Regions from separate parts of the Homo sapiens genome. Here regions 1 and 2 are each linked to region 3. A link is an interaction called in ENCODE POLR2A ChIA-PET data of the cell type or tissue named here. Cell type or tissue: OCI-LY7. All regions are shown on one strand. Each heading gives the region's core, and the rest is flanking DNA. Links, peaks and the distances in the headings are about the cores only.

The links. Peaks named below come from ENCODE experiments on the same cell type or tissue, not always from the same donor. Only the 100,000 strongest peaks of a DNase experiment are listed, where the experiment ranks them.
Region 1: POLR2A ChIA-PET joins it to region 3 with 6 read pairs; 10 of 35 experiments call an interaction of 5 or more read pairs at or near these places.
Region 2: POLR2A ChIA-PET joins it to region 3 with 5 read pairs; 11 of 35 experiments call an interaction of 5 or more read pairs at or near these places.

Annotation. Positions count from the first base shown.
Region 1 is chr6:27,249,097-27,254,141 of GRCh38, reverse strand. It overlaps PRSS16 (serine protease 16), which reads right to left. Exons shown (of 12, transcript NM_005865.4): 4 at 4,913-5,042; 5 at 3,336-3,459; 6 at 3,023-3,100; 7 at 2,878-2,925; 8 at 2,102-2,392; 9 at 1,193-1,334. Among named protein-coding and RNA genes, the nearest start is that of PRSS16, 3.9 kb to the right of the region's middle. RefSeq lists enhancers at 1,861-2,060, 2,081-2,250, 1,840-2,360, 2,631-3,000, 3,141-3,210 and 1 more. In OCI-LY7, for the core only: CTCF peaks have their summits at 2,045 and 2,244; DNase peaks (open chromatin) are centred at 2,221, 2,641 and 2,941; H3K4me3 peaks cover 2,340 bases; H3K27ac peaks cover 802 bases.
Region 2 is chr6:27,674,284-27,679,328 of GRCh38, reverse strand. No RefSeq gene overlaps it. Among named protein-coding and RNA genes, the nearest start is that of TRS-CGA3-1, 4.3 kb to the right of the region's middle. RefSeq lists an enhancer at 242-743. In OCI-LY7, for the core only: no CTCF peak of the experiment used is centred there; no DNase peak of the experiment used is centred there.
Region 3 is chr6:27,153,515-27,158,559 of GRCh38, reverse strand. TRH-GTG1-5 (tRNA-His (anticodon GTG) 1-5) reads right to left here and starts at 433; the gene lies at 362-433. RefSeq lists a silencer at 273-322. In OCI-LY7, for the core only: no CTCF peak of the experiment used is centred there; a DNase peak (open chromatin) is centred at 3,029; H3K4me3 peaks cover 1,155 bases; H3K27ac peaks cover 2,069 bases.

The DNA.
Region 1 (5,045 bases), core at 1,285-3,784, 96 kb before region 3:
GTCACAGGACTCAGTCCAGAGGGGAAGACAGGCAATAAAAAATGTATTATGACAGGCTGTGTAAAATGCTAAGGAGAACACAGAGCTATCGAAGTCGGAGGTGGCAAGGCTGACTTATCTTGAGGGATCATGGCTTCCTGAGGGAGGCCACCCTATTGAGACTTGAAGATGAATAATCCAAGCAAAGTGAACAGCATGTACAAAGTTCCTAAGATGTTAGGAAGACTAATGTATTAAGAGGGTTAAAATATGTAAAGCCTTATAATAATAACAATAGCAAGAGGTTTATGGAATACTTACTGTAGACCTGCATTATTCTTAGAATGCTACAAATATTACCTCCTTTAGTCCTTGAAACAACCCTATGAGAGAAATATTGCTTGTATTCCCATTTTATAGATGTGGAAACAGGCATAGAGAAGTAAGTCACTTGCCCAAGTTTGCCCAAGATTACGAGTAGAAAATGGAGCTGGAATTTGAACATTTAATTTACCATATGTAGTATTTGGGACATGCTTATACTAAAAAAAAATCTGTTGTATATCTGAAATTCAAATTTAACTGGGCATCCTGTATTGTATCTGGCAACACTACCCTGGGGTCTTTGAGGAGCTGTGGTTTTGAGTACAGGAGGGACAAGGTTATATTTACAAGGATCTCTGTGGATGCTATGAAAAAGTTGGATTGTACAGAGGAAGTGAAAACCATGAGACCAGAGAAGCGGCTGGGAAGGGATCCCGGCAAGAAAGAATGGAGGTTCCCAGCAGGACAGCAGAGGTAGGCATAGAAAGCACAAGGGATGGACTACAGAGTTGTCCATGCAGAGTGAGGAGGACTCAGTAATTGACAGGCTAGCTAGAAAATGGGAAGGAAGCAACTAAAACAAGGCTCAAGTTTCTAGTCTGGTGGATGGGGAAAGGGGGCCATCCCTGGAATGGGGACACAGAGAAAGAATAGGCTGAAGGGAAGATCACTCAAGTGGAGACCTCAGTGTGTGCGTGAGGAGGCATGTGAGGGCCAAGCACATGCATACACTAGTATGGCTTCCACCTTCTCCAGCCCAACATCTGCAGGTTACACAGTGCCTGAGAGCTGGGTCGAAATGAGTCCAGACCACCTGTAAGATGACTTCTCTGGGCATAGTAAAAAGGTTGTTTGAGGGGACAAAGTTAGGGTTAGGCCAGTCACTTACAGAAGCCGAACTCGGTACATGTCTGATACAACCACTGCCGGTCACCCACACCAGACAGTTGAGGTTCTGTGCTCCTCAGCTGTGCCACTGTCTCTGCTCGGGAAAAGCTTAAACACTTCTGGCCCAGGCTGTGCAAGACAATCTAGGGAACAATGTACATACATAAGACATAAATTCCTCCTCTCTTCCCAGCAAGCCAGGGTGCAGAGGCCTATGTCCCCAGAGGTCAAAAGTCAGAAATAGAAGGGTGAGTTCCTGAGTTCTCCTGGGAGTCAGTGGTCAGAGGGGGTGGATGCCTGGGTCCTTGTGAGTTAGAGATCAATGCACTAGAAGACTGAGACCTTATTACCTGTGAGAGCTTGGGCAAGTGATAATCTTTCAGACTTCAGTTTCCTTTTCTGTAAGTGGCGATAATAATAGTGCCTATCTCTTGAGAACTTAATGAAATAATATATGTGAAGCACTTTATACAGCACTTGGTCCAGACAGTGCTGGAAAAGCGACAGCTGGATTGCAGTTGTGGATTTAGAGGCTGCAGTCCCAGGTACCTAGGAGAACCCTATCCCCAGAGATAACATTTTTTCATTCATTCTAAAAATACTAAGTGAGAATTTGCCATGTGCCAGGCACTCCTGCAGGCCCCCCAAAAGAGAACAGGACAGGATAGGCAAAATAGGTAATAATCGCAGTCTCTAACATTCGCACACTGTGTGCCAGGCTCCCAGCTGATTGCTCTACATGACCCGCCTCATTTCATCTTCCCATCGGCCCTGTGAAGTGTTATCCCCATTTTACAGATGAGAAAACGAAGTTTCAGAGAAGGTTCTCGCTTGCCCAAGATCACACAACGGAAGTGGGGCAGGAATCTTTGTCCGCTAACTCCTCCCAGCTGTGCCAGGGAGTGCTCACCTGCACCGCCCGACGAAGCCCGCAGTAGGGCGTGGAGTGGCTGCGGTTGCCCCCGCCCCCGAGGAGAAGTCCGCAGAGCTGTCGCACGCTTAGCGGCGCTCCCGTCTGCCCATCATACTGCACTACACCTCCCACCAGTGCCTGCAGCGCCCCCAACAGCTCCGCCTGGTTTTCAGCGCGGCCCAGGGGCCCGCAAGCGCTCAGCTCCGTCCGCAATGCTGCTTGAGCCGCCCCACCCGAGCGCAGCCGCCGCTCCACTTCAGCGAAGGCGACGGACACCGCCGCCCGGCACTGTGGGAAGCAAGAGGCGATGTCCGCCAAGACTTAGGCTGGGCCTCGGCTTTCCCTACCCAGGACCTGCGTCCTCCTTGGGTTCCCCACTTTCCCCTAGCGGGACTCAGAGGGTGCAGACCTAGCTCTTGGCCCAGGCCCCCGCCCCCAGGCCCCCGCCCCCAATCCCCTGCCTCGCAGCCCTCCTTCTCGGGTCTTCCCTGCAGGCCCCGTCCTCCATTGTGGCCCCGCCCCACCTTGAGCCTCACCTCCGGATAGGATTGTCCCTGCCCAAACCCCGCCCTCTCTGGGGAGCGCCTCTTTTCCTGGTGCCCCTCCTCTTCGTCAGCTCCCGCCTTCTTCCAAAACCTGCGTATTCCCCCGAGCTCCGACCTTCCTTAGACCCCGCCACGTTGCAGGTTTCGCCCTTCTCTGGCCTCCTCTTCCCTGGCATCCGAGGCCTCTTTTCCCTCCCAGTCCCCCTCGGACTAGGCCCCACCTCCTACCTCCAGGGACCCGCCGATCGCGGTGCTCATTAGGCTTCGGGATACCACCTGTGGGCGGACCGCAGAGGAAGGTATCCGGAAGTGTCAAGGGACTCCGCCCGCTGGGACCCCTCCCCGTCCCGCACCTGCTGCCCGCCATCCTTACGTCATTATACTCGGAGAAATCCAGCACGGCCCGCACCGGGGCGGAGGAGGCGACCGACGCGAAAATGAGATGGGGGAACTAAGGGAGGAGACGCCGTCAGCCTGCGGGCTGAGGGGTTGGAATCGCATATCTTTCTGCCTCTGTGTCACTTACTCGCTGTGTAATCTCGGGCTCTTGTGAGGACAGCTTGTGCAAAATTCTTTGGGCGCGGGAGGAAGGTAGGGGCGTGGTGGGAGGGTATTCCTATTATCTGAGACTGGGGCCCTGGAGTCCGAGTTCCCTCCCCCCAGCCCACCCGGAGGAGTCGCAGGACCTTCAGCCGGGCCCAGGCGGCCAAGGAGCCGGCATAGGAGCCTCCGAAGCAGATCCAGGGGCTGGAGGAGGAGATGTTAAAGAGGCGGGAAAGTGCCAGGCGGGCAGAGACCACATCAGCCAGCCTAGGGTCAAAGGGGGGACTCGGTCGGTCCTCATCGCTGGGAATCCCTGAAGATTTCCCCATTCTGGGGGAAACCCGGATCCAGAGACATGAATGGGTGAATCTGGCCAGAAACCAGGGCCGTTTTCTCATGACGTGTTTCCAAGTGTTCTCCAAGCCACATACACTTCCCAGAACATGTGTGCCTAGGCCAAGGGAGACCCTGTCCTCGTCCACTTTCTAGAAAGCCACCACCCTCTTTCCCTTCTCGTTTTAGGTAGGAGAGGAAAAATTTCCAAGTCAGTTTAGATGAAAACCTGACAAATGTAGGGAAGGGTTGAGGGCACTCAAGGAGGGCTACTAAGAGGAGAAGGAGGGGTCCTAACCTGATGAGTTGCAAGGTATTGGGAGAGAGAACAGACACAAAGAGAAATGGAGAGTGAAGTTTGGATATGTCTAACATCCTCTTTCTCCTCCCAAGGGCTTTCTTTCTTCCCTAACCTTTCTGAATGGCTTGCAGTTGGTACCATCCTGTTGCAGTTAGAAAACCGTTTCGCTTGTAGAAAAGATTAAGATGCAGAGAGACAGAGATGGAGACAAAGAGGCACAGATGTAGATACAGAGACGGAGAAAATGAGACAGGCAAACAGACTGTTACAGACACAGACAGAGATACCAATGAGGAAAGAAAAAGCTAAGTTCTGTAAGAATAAAGCAGATGAAAGAAACAAAAAGCAGGTGAAGTAAAGTTGGAAAAATGGTGGCGGTCGTTAATAGGAGTGAGATGCACTGAAGGAGGCTGGGGTGAGAGGCATAAAAACATCTAGGGGAAGGCCACGCCATGCAGAGGGATGAGTTCAAAGGCTCAAGGCAGGAATGTGCGTGTAAGTCTGGAGGACAGTGAGGACTTCAATGTAGCTGGAGCCCAGTGAAAGTGAGAGAGTATAGGTCAGAGTTAACTAGAGGCCAAAACCCACTGGACTCCATGGCGACTGTAAAAGCTTTGACTTTACTCTGAAGTCAAATACAGTCAAAATTGCTTTACTTCTGAAGCAATACAGAAGATGTCTGAGGGACTTAAGCCAGGGAGGATCATGTCCTGGTTTATGCTCTAACAGAATTACTCTGATTTCCACCTGGAAGTCAAGGGCAGAGCAGGAAAAATGGTGAGAATGCTGTGGCCGTAATCCAGGTAAGGAATGCTGGTGGTCTGCACAGTGATACAGTGGCTTACTTCAGACAGAGACGCAGAAATAGAAAGAACACAGGATAAGAGAAAGACAGATAGGGAGAGTCAGAGACCCAGAAATGGAAAGAGAAAAAACAAGACCCTATGAAACACAGAAGAAAACAGAGGGAACCAGAGACTCAGAGGTTGACTTCAGACAGTGGAGGAGAGAGACACAGATGCAGAGATGCCAAAGCACAGACATTCCTGTCCTTTGACCATAAACACTTTCCCTTCCTCCACTCACGCAAGGCGGCTGGACAAGAAGCGGAGCTGGGCCATTTCCAGGCCTCCAGCAGGTATACTCAGGCCATAAAATCTGTGTTCCAGGCTTATCACCAGGGCGCCCCAGGCTGGGGCCAAGGCTGCGGGATGGCCTG
Region 2 (5,045 bases), core at 1,285-3,784, 520 kb before region 3:
CCAGCCCTCAGACCCTGGTTAATTTGACAAGGTAAAGGAAAGAGGAGGCAGAAACTAACATTTTAAGAATCTGGGCCGGGCGCGGTGACTTAAGCCTGTAATCCCAGCACTTTGGGAGACCGAGGTGGGCAGATCACCTGTCAGAAGTTCGAACATGGCGAAACCCTGTCTCTACTAAAAATACAAAAATTAGCCTGGCGCGGTTGCTCACGCCTGTAGTCTTAGCACTTTGGGAGGCCGAGGCAGGCTGATCACCTGAGGTCAGAAGTTTGAGACCAGCCTGGCCTGCAGGGCAAAACCCCATCTCTACTAAAAATACAAACAATATCTCGGCGTGGTGGCACACGCCTGCAATCCCAGCTACTTGGGAGGCTGAGGCAGGAGAACCGCTTGAACCCGGGAGGAGGAGTTCGCAGTGAGCCGAGATCACGCCATTGCACTCCAGCCTAGGCAACAAGAGCAAAACTCTGTCTCAAAAAAAACCCCTGATATATATACTACACATTTTAGAGGTGTTATCTTCTATAACACTCCTTATATATAACTTCCTGAAATGCTGTGCGTGTCTAACTTTTAAAATGCTTCTTCATCTGCAAGTCATGGTTTGATGTCTCCTGCAGTCTATGCCTCATACTCCATGAACTCCACGCAATCAGTCTCTTTTTCATGACTGGACTTTTCACCTGAGGTTCCCTCTAGCTGAAAAGCTTTGCGCTTGGCTTTGCCTAGTTAGTTATCTTTACCTCGTGACTGTATCTCAGGGAAACTATTTTTTCTTTAGGAAAGACTTCCTTAAACTACATCAGTGAAAGTCCTGTATTCCTCGTAATACCATGAACTTTGTTCCCTTGCCACCTTTACATTTATGAGCATAATAACTAGATTGATGTCTGTCTCCCTAGAATATAAGCTGCATTTGGACAGGAACAGTGTCTGTTCTTGCTCATCAATGAATCCATACTGCCTTGCGCTCAATGAATACCTTTGAATATAAGACTGAACCCTTACCCTGATTCTCTGAGTAAACTATTATTTTCCTAATTTTAAGTTGAAGCACCGAGGCTTGCAGCGATCATCTGTCTTGCCTAAGTGTGGAGCTAGTATGTGAGTTATGGCTCACACACAGATATTCCTGGCTTTACAGTCTTGCTCATTCCTTAATATACTATTGGATGTGGGTATATTTTTAACAAATCTCCAAAGTTCTGATCTTTGTAATTCCCTATAAACTAATAATGAAAAAGAAATCACTAGAACAATAGTAATAGCTACAATTTATTACCAGCCATTAAATCAAGTATTTAATGATTTTTCATATGTAAACGAACAAAGCAAGCCTAAGGTGTAGGTGCAATTGTTGCTTACAATCATTTCCCTGTCTTATAGATGCAGAAGTTGAGGAGCAGGGACGTTAAATAATGTAAATAACTTCCTCAAGCTCACACAAGTTATAGAACTTGGAACCAATATTTCTATCCATGTGTGTCTGAGGTCAAAGTATTCCTCACAGCCGGGCAAGGTGGCTCATACCTGTAATCCCAGCACTTTGGGAGGCTGAGGCGGACAAATCACGAGGTCAGGAGTTTGAGACCAGCCAGGCCAACATGATGAAACCCCATCTCTACTAAAAATACAAAAAATTAACTGGGCGTAGTGGCAGGCACCTGTGATCCCAGCTACTTGGGAGGCTGAGGCAGGAGAATTGCTTGAACCCAGGAGGCGGAGGTTGCAGTGAGCCTAGATTGTGCCACTGCACTCCAGCTCAGACAACAGAGTGAGACTCTGTCTCAAAAAAAAAAGTATTCCTCACTATTGCAGTTTTCAGGAAAAAGGAAGGTTCTATGAAAAGACACTGGTATTAAGAGGGTGAAACTGAGCATATAATATGAAAATGATTTTTACAATATAGGGAGAGGCAGAAAAAGCTCAATATAGAGACACTCTGAGTATATGGAGAGTTGCCAGAGATAACTCGTACAAATATTATGCTTGTAATTGGTACTACTTCCTGGAGAAAATGGGAAGTGCATATTTCAAAGTAAAAGGAGGACATTTTTCATTTAAGAGAATGGGTATGAACAATGGCCCAGGAAATATTCCCTAATGCAAATTAAATGTATTGCTACCCTTGGATGCGGGCATTAGAGAAATACTAGTCTGCCGGGCGCGGTGGCTCATGCCTGTAATCCCAGCACTTTGAGAGGCTGAGTTGGGCAGATCACCTGAGGTCAGGAGTTCAAGATCAGCCTGGCCAACATGGCAAAACCTGGTCTCTACTAAAAATACAAAAACAAATTAGCCAGGCTTGGTGGCGCCAATTCCAGCTACTCAGGAGGCTGAGGCAGGAGAATTGCTTGAACCCGAGAGGCAGATGTTGAAATGAACGGAGATCACACCACTGCACTCCAGCCTGGGCAACAGGGTGAGACTCTGCCTCAAAAAAAAAAAAAGAAAAGAAAAGAAATTCTAGTCAGATACATGGTTCTTTTGGTGAAAGCTGTTTGTTTTGGTAGCAAGAACCATCCCACTTCCCTTAGAGTCCTTTCTCTTTCCACACTTCAGACGAATTTGCCTCCTTGCCCTCCTCAAATACACTGTCTTCCTCTAAGTCTCCCTGGAAGACTAGAAAGATCTCTAGGCAGGAAATCTGAATATCTGAGCTTCAGTCTTAGTGTTTATTATGTTGTGTCCTTGGGAAACTCAGTGACCTCTCTGAATTTTATTTTCTAATCTGTGAAATGGGATAATGAAACCTGTATTCTAATGTATTTTCAACAAATATTTATTGAATGTCACCCATATCTCTTCTAGGTATTAGTAATCTGACAGGAAACAAATATCTTGCCCTCATGGAGTTTGCATTCTCATAGGGAAGACAGAGAATATACAAAATAAATAAGTTATATAGTGTGTTTTTAAAATGATCGTAAGTGGGCCAGGCGTCGTGGCTCATGTCTGTAATCCCAGCACTTTGGGAGGCCGAGGCAGGTGGATCACCTGAGATCAGCAGTTCAAGACAAGCCTGGCCAACATGGCAAAACCCCATCTCTATTAAAAATACAAAAAGTAGCAGGGCGTGGTGGCACACTCCTGTAATCCCAGCTACTCGGGAGACTGAGGCAGGATACTTGCTTGAGCCCAGGAGATGGAGGTTGCAGTGAGCCGAGATCATGCCAGTGCATTCCAGCCTGGCAGACAGAGTGAGATTCTGTCAAAAAAAAAAAAAAAAAAAAACTGAGCCCTGAGATATCCTGGTACAAGGATGGAGGAGAGCAGGAGGAACCAGCAAAAGAGAAATTGAAGGAGAAAGACAATGAGTGGTGAAAAAATAGACAAATAGATCAATGACAAACAATAATGACAAATAGATCTAGAGAGACCAGAAATAGACCTGTACAAACATGGTAGTCAAGTAGTCAATCTTTGACAAAGAAGCAAAGGCAACACAATAGAGCAAAGATAGTCTTTTCAACAAATGGAAACAATTGAACAACTGAACTTCCACATGCAAAACAGTGAACCTAGACACAGACACACCCTTCACAAATATTAACTCAAAATGGATCATAGCTCTAAATATAAAATGCAAAACTGTTAAGCTAAAATATAACAGGAGAAAACCTAGATGACCATGGATATGGCAATGACATTTTATTTTATTTTATTACTCAATTAGAAAATGTTAATGAAGGATCAGGCCCAATATTAGCATAAACTACCTCAGTATCAATAAAAGATATTTTTAAAATCAGAAATAATTAAAGTGACACATACCTATTTTGTTTTTTTTATTAACTACATGGGCACCCATGAGAGGATTCTAATGATTCTAATAATCTTAGGATTGTCAGAAGTAACATATGGAAGAAGAAATAAGATAAAAGACCTACAAAAGGCCAGGCACAGTGGCTCACGCCTGCAATCTCAGCACTTTGGGAGGCCAAGGCGGGCGGATCACGAGTTCAGGAGATCGAGACCAACCTGGCTAACATGGTGAAACCCCGTCTCTACTAAAAATACAAAAAATTTGCTGGGCGAGGTGGCACGCGCCTGTAGTCCCAGCTACTCCGGAGGCTGAGGCAGGGGAATTGCTTGAACCCAGGAGGTGGAGGTTGCAGTGAGCTGAGATCTCGCCACTGCACTCCAGCCTGGGCAACAGAGCGAGAGACTCCGTTTCAAAAAAAAAAAAAAAAACCTAAGACAGTTGCTCATAAAGAAAGCAAGAAAGCAACAAAGCTAAGACTCCCACTCAGAGAGTGGGCAGTACTTCCTCTCGCTAGGGGCAGGTCAAAAGGAGGACTCCCACGGGAGCCTAGCTTGGGTCCCAGTTGGCAGAAAAATATAAACAGATGTTCTGTTGGGCGACTCGAATAATTCTTATTTTTATATACAATCTTTCAGAAAAGAACTATAATAATTATGATGTGATACTATTCTAGAGAATAACTAATTGATATTTTTACTTTATTAACCTTTTTTCTTGTGTGCATACAAACATGCACATATACACAGTTTTGGAGGAAAAGACAGTTATAGTTCATAGTTTACTATAAATGCTTATCATCCAACTCAATAGAAATTTTCTACAAATGCGTATCATACAATTCGAGAGAAATCTATGTGCTCCAGAATGTACAAAAGTTATGCAATGTTCCAAAGAGTGTCATTGTCACCTCTGGTTTTTTGTTTTCTTTAAAGACAAGGTTTCACTCTGTCATCCTAGTGCAGTGATGTGATTATGGCTCATTGCAACCTCTGACTCCCAGGCTCAAGCAATCCTTCCACATCAGCCTCCCAAGTAGCTGGGGCTACAGGCGTGTTCCACCACACATGACTAAGCAATCACATTTTAGATAAAACATCAAAGATATGTCCCATGAAAGAAGTAATAAACGTCATTAAAATTTAAAATTCTACTCTGCTAGAGATAATATCAGAAGAGTGAGAAGACACAGATTAAAGAAAATATTTGCAAAAAGCTTATGTAATGAACAACTTATTCAAAATATGCAAAGGACTCTTAAAACTAAACAGCAGGAACACAA
Region 3 (5,045 bases), core at 1,586-4,085:
AGTCCTTTCCTCATGCCTACCAGTGTTTGAAAGTAAAAGTTTTCCATTAAAAAAAAATTACCTCAGTTTCTTCACATACAGCCAATGCCAACAAGACTGTAGGGCTTGGGTAGGGTTGGGAAGAGAATCTTTGGAGAGGGGAAAAAAAAGACAAGGCAACAAGCGTAGACACTCTCTGCTTGGCTGACTGGTTGGGGCACCATGATGAATACTAGTGTTTTTTGTGTACAGATTAGATCGTAAGTCAATTCAATTTTGCAAGGGTTTTTCCGAGACTGTCTCCACTCCAGTATGTTGAAAAATTGAGGCGACGTCAAGGTACTGCTCAGTACGTTGAGAAATTGAGGCGACATCAAGGTACTGCCGTGACTCGGATTCGAACCGAGGTTGCTGCGGCCACAACGCAGAGTACTAACCACTATACGATCACGGCACGCCACCAGAGGCCGCTGCTTGTGGGGCTCTTCCTTTGCTTATTTCCCAGAAACGTCTGTTTTTGTCATCTAAAGAATGGTGCAGTCTTTCGTCCTTATTTACACACCTACCCAGTTTACTTCCTTATCCACTCCCCGTCCCCAATATTTTGCTTATGGCAAAGAAGCCAAAGGTAACACATTAAGTTTCATTATATGGAATTTTCCCAGCGTGGTGGTTGTTTTTGGGGGTTGGTAATACTGTGCTTGTAAACTCATTATTCTCACTTCTATCTCCAACCCACGCATGTTTCTTGCTCAGTTTAGCAGTGTGGTCCTCAGATCTTTGGCAACAAAAGGAAGAGGGCGCTGCTTTGAAGTGGACCTGCCAGATCCCATTTTTTGCCAAACTAGTCAGAATCTTCGGGGGCTTGGCATGGAATCTGGCATCTCGACAGGTGCCAGAAGTGAGTTTCTCATCACGAGGAACTATGTGGCTTCGTCCTGACCCAGGTACCTATGAGAAGCCAGTGAGGCGCTCGCGCACTCAGCCTGCCCACCTGAGCCGTCAGGAAATGTCCGGCGGCGCTCGCACCTCAGAGTGAAATTTCTTTCTCCCTTTCATACCTAGTTTGCCAGAAGAGGGAGATAAAAGTGCCTCTCCTGTGGCTCCAAAGCTCCGTGGGACTTCCCTCCTGCCCCGCTTGCTGTTTTAGGAACGTAGCCTCTAGAGTCAAGGTCCTGGTCGTGTTTTCCCCTTGATACCAAATGATTTTCTTTCTGTAAAATCATTCTGGTCTTAAACTCCTGAACTCAACTGATCCGCCCCTCTCGGCTTCCCAAAGCGCTAGGATTACAGGAGTGAGCCACCGCGCCCGGCCTCTTCTCTTTACCTGGTTAAATTTGTTTAATGCTTCAGCTTCAACTCAAGAAAGCTTTTCAAATCAAGGAAGCTTTTCTTGACCTCCCGTCTCCACGCAACACATGGTTCCTTGGTTTTTTTTTTTTCCTTCCCTCCCTTCTTTCCCTCCTTCCTTCCTTCCTCTCTCCCTCCCTCCTTCCCTCTCTCTTTCTTTTCTTTTCTTCTTTCCTTCCTTCTTTCTTTCTCTCTCTCTCATTCTCTTTCTTCCTTCCTTCCTTTTCTTTCTTTCTTTCTCTTTCTTCTTCTTTTTTTTTTTCTCAGAGTCTCGCTCTGTTGCCCAGGCTGGAGGGCAATGACACAATCTCGACTCATTGCAACCTCCACCTCCCGGGTTCAAGCGATTCTCCTGCCTCAGCCTCCCGAGTAGCTGGGATTACAGGCGTAAGCTACTACGCAGGGCTAATTTTTGTATTTTTATTAGAGAGGGGGTTTCACCATGTTGGCCAGGCTGATCTATAACTCCTGACTTCAAGTGATCCACCCGCCTCGGGCTCCCAAAGTGCTGGGATTACAGGCGTGAGCCATCATGCCCGGCCACTTGATTCTTTTTCACTTTTCCTTTAGTGCTCTTATATCAGTTTGTAATGTATAATACCAGAGTTATTTGATTAATGTCAGCCTCCATCCTCCCGCTCCATATGCCCCAAGACGAGGAATATCTATTTTGTTCAATAATCTATCACTAGGGCTCCCCATTTGGTAGGTTCTTTATCAATATAGTTTGGCTGCAGAATGAATGAATGGGTGGGCAGAGACTACCATCCAAAGCTCTATGAAAGCAACTTCTCCCAGCAGCATCTGGCCTAGTTCAGCAGGCTTGCCTTTTGACCTTTGATGGGAAAAGATTGGTAATAATTTAAAGAAAGGTTGGGAGGTCAAGACAGGAGTATTGCTTGAGGCCATGAATTTGAATCAAGTTTGGGCAACATAGTGAGACCCTGTCTCTACAAAAAAAATAAAAAAATTTAACCAGGCACAGAGGTGCATGCCTGTAGTCCCCATTACAAGGGAGGCTGAGGCAGGAGGATCACTTGAATCCAGGAGTTTGAGGTTGCAGTGAGCTATGATTGTGCCTCTGCACTGCAGCCTGGGCTACAGAGCAAGATCCTCCCTCTAAAATAATAATAATAAATTTAAAAATGAAGGGAGTTCAAAATTACCCCTGCAGCTATCCATAATAAAGCTTCTCAGCAGAGCCAAAATAATGTGCTTAATTTCCTAAAATTTTCTTTATCTCCTTTCCTCTGTCTGGATTACACAAAAGTATTCTAATTACTAATAGGTTTACTGAATGAAGAATTACCTGTTTCCTAGCATCATTGTTATTATTATTATTATTATTATTATTATTATTATTATTTTATTTTATTTTATTTTTTGAGATGGAGTCTCGCTCTGTCGCCCAGGCTGGAGGGCAGTGGTGCGATCTTGGCTCACTGCAACCTCCGCCTCCTGGGTTCAAGTGATTCTCCTGCCTCAGCCTCTTGAGCAGCTGGGACTACAGGCGCGTGACACCACGACTGGCTAATTTTTTGTATTTTTAGTAGAGACGGGTTTTCACTGTTTCAGACAGGATGATCTCGATCTCCTGACCTTATGATCCGCCCACCTCCGCCACCCAAAGTGCTGGGATTACAGGCATGAGCCACCGCACCCAGCCCTAACATTAATTTGTTTGATCAGGGAAGTGACCTAAGGGCTTTCTCAGTCTCAAAGACATGAGCTCCATCAAAGAAAATGCAGCCAGTAAGAAGGAAATGCAAGCTGCCTCTGTCTCAAGTCTCTTTGAGTTAGATCTTTCCTTTTCCTTTGCTTAGGGCCTTCCCCAACCCCATTTAGAAAGCTGCTGTGAATGAAAGTGCTTTTCAGCATTTTCTGCTGGGATGTTTTTGGAAATTGGGTTGATCTGCATGTGCTTCTCCATAAAAAGAGGGAAAAGCTGTATCTTTGATGTCATAGGCCTAGAAAAAGGCCTCTTTCCTTGTGCTTATTTTGGAAGGCCATTTTGAAGATTTCATCTGACACATTCACTACAGTGATTCTGGGAAGAATAAGAGACAGGCTGGCACAGTTGAACCTACCAGTTCTACCTTTACCAATGCCATGCACTCTTCTACTTCTGAATTTCTAAATTTTCTGTAAGAAATAATTAAAAGCCCTCTTTCTTTCAAGGGCATAGTTCCAGCAATATTTTCCTCTTTCTCCTGTATTATTAAATAAAATTCTATTTGATCTCTATAGGATCTTTCGCATCAGCATTCAAAGCTGCTTTTATTTCTTTCATCTGAAAGAATTGTTCTCTTGCTTTCACTTTTCCTTTCTGCTATTGATAGTACTGTCTTTCAGTTTATAGCCATATTTCCTTGAAGTGTCATCAAACCCAAATCTTCTTTCATCTCATTTCTTTATTACACTCCTTCATCTTGCTTTCTTCTTCAACACTCCACTTAAACTGATCTTTTACATTTCACTAGTTGAAATGGCTATGTTAGTCCTCAACTTATATGATTTCTCAACACTATTTGATACATTGGATTTCTACCTCCTCTTAGAAACTGCTGTGGTCTGAATGTGTTCCCCAAAATTCTTATGTTGATAGTTAATTGCCAATGTGATAGTATTAATAAGTATTAAAACAGTGGCCAATATGTAGAGCCATCTCTCCATATCTAGAATGCACATGTCTGGGACTCAAGAAGTAGAGGTGTGAGTGGCACTTCTCATTATTCCTCAGTGATCCATTCAGACAATTTTGTATCCTATCCCTGTGACCTTGATCGAGCTCTGAGGGAATGGGTGTCTTTGTGCCCAGTGGATAAATATTTCCACTAGAGAGCATTGTCACCTTTCAAATCAATTGAAACCTGAAAACTGCTTCTGGCCATTTTAGTCTTTTCATGCCACTGAACCAATATGCAGGGAAAAGTGTCCCTCTACTTGGAGTGATTGCTTCCAGTTTCTAGGAGGTAGTTTGGTGTCTGCTGTACAGTGGAGGTTAAAGAAAACAAAAAACAAACAAACAAACAAACATTACTAATCCAGAGAAGTCTCTAAATGTTTTTTGCCCACAAGCCATGGTCAATTAAAAATTGTGACAATGAGATAAAGAAAAGATCACAAGGACACAGATCCCACAGGAATAAAGGCATATTTTATACTACCATGTAAAGAATTCAGCCAACATGCTGACAGAAGTCAGGATAACAAGAAATGAATTTTATTTTTATTTATTCATTTATTTTTGAGATAGGGTCTCATTTCATTGCCCAGGCTGGTGCCCAGGCTGGGGTGTAGTGGCATGATCATGGCTCACTGCAGTCTCAACCTCCCGGGCTCAGGTGATTCTCCTACCTCAGCCTCCCCAATAGTTGGGAGTACAGGCATACACCACTATGCCTGGCTAATTTTTTGTATTTTGTGTAGAGTCAGAATCTCGCCATTTTGCCCAGTCTCATGTTAAACTCCTGGGCTCAAGTGAGCTGCTCCCCTTAGCCTCCCAAAGTGCTGGGATTACAGGCATGAGCCACCACACCTGGCCTAAGAAATGAATTTTAGAAGGAAGCTGTGATTACTAACCTAAGCCTTATGATCAGCTACAGAAGCAAGGTTCATAACAGCTTTGTATTATGTTAACTAAGTACTTCTCACTTTTTACCCCAGTACATTCTAGGAAGGTGAAGACTAACATTTTAGTTTTAAAGTAGGATTAT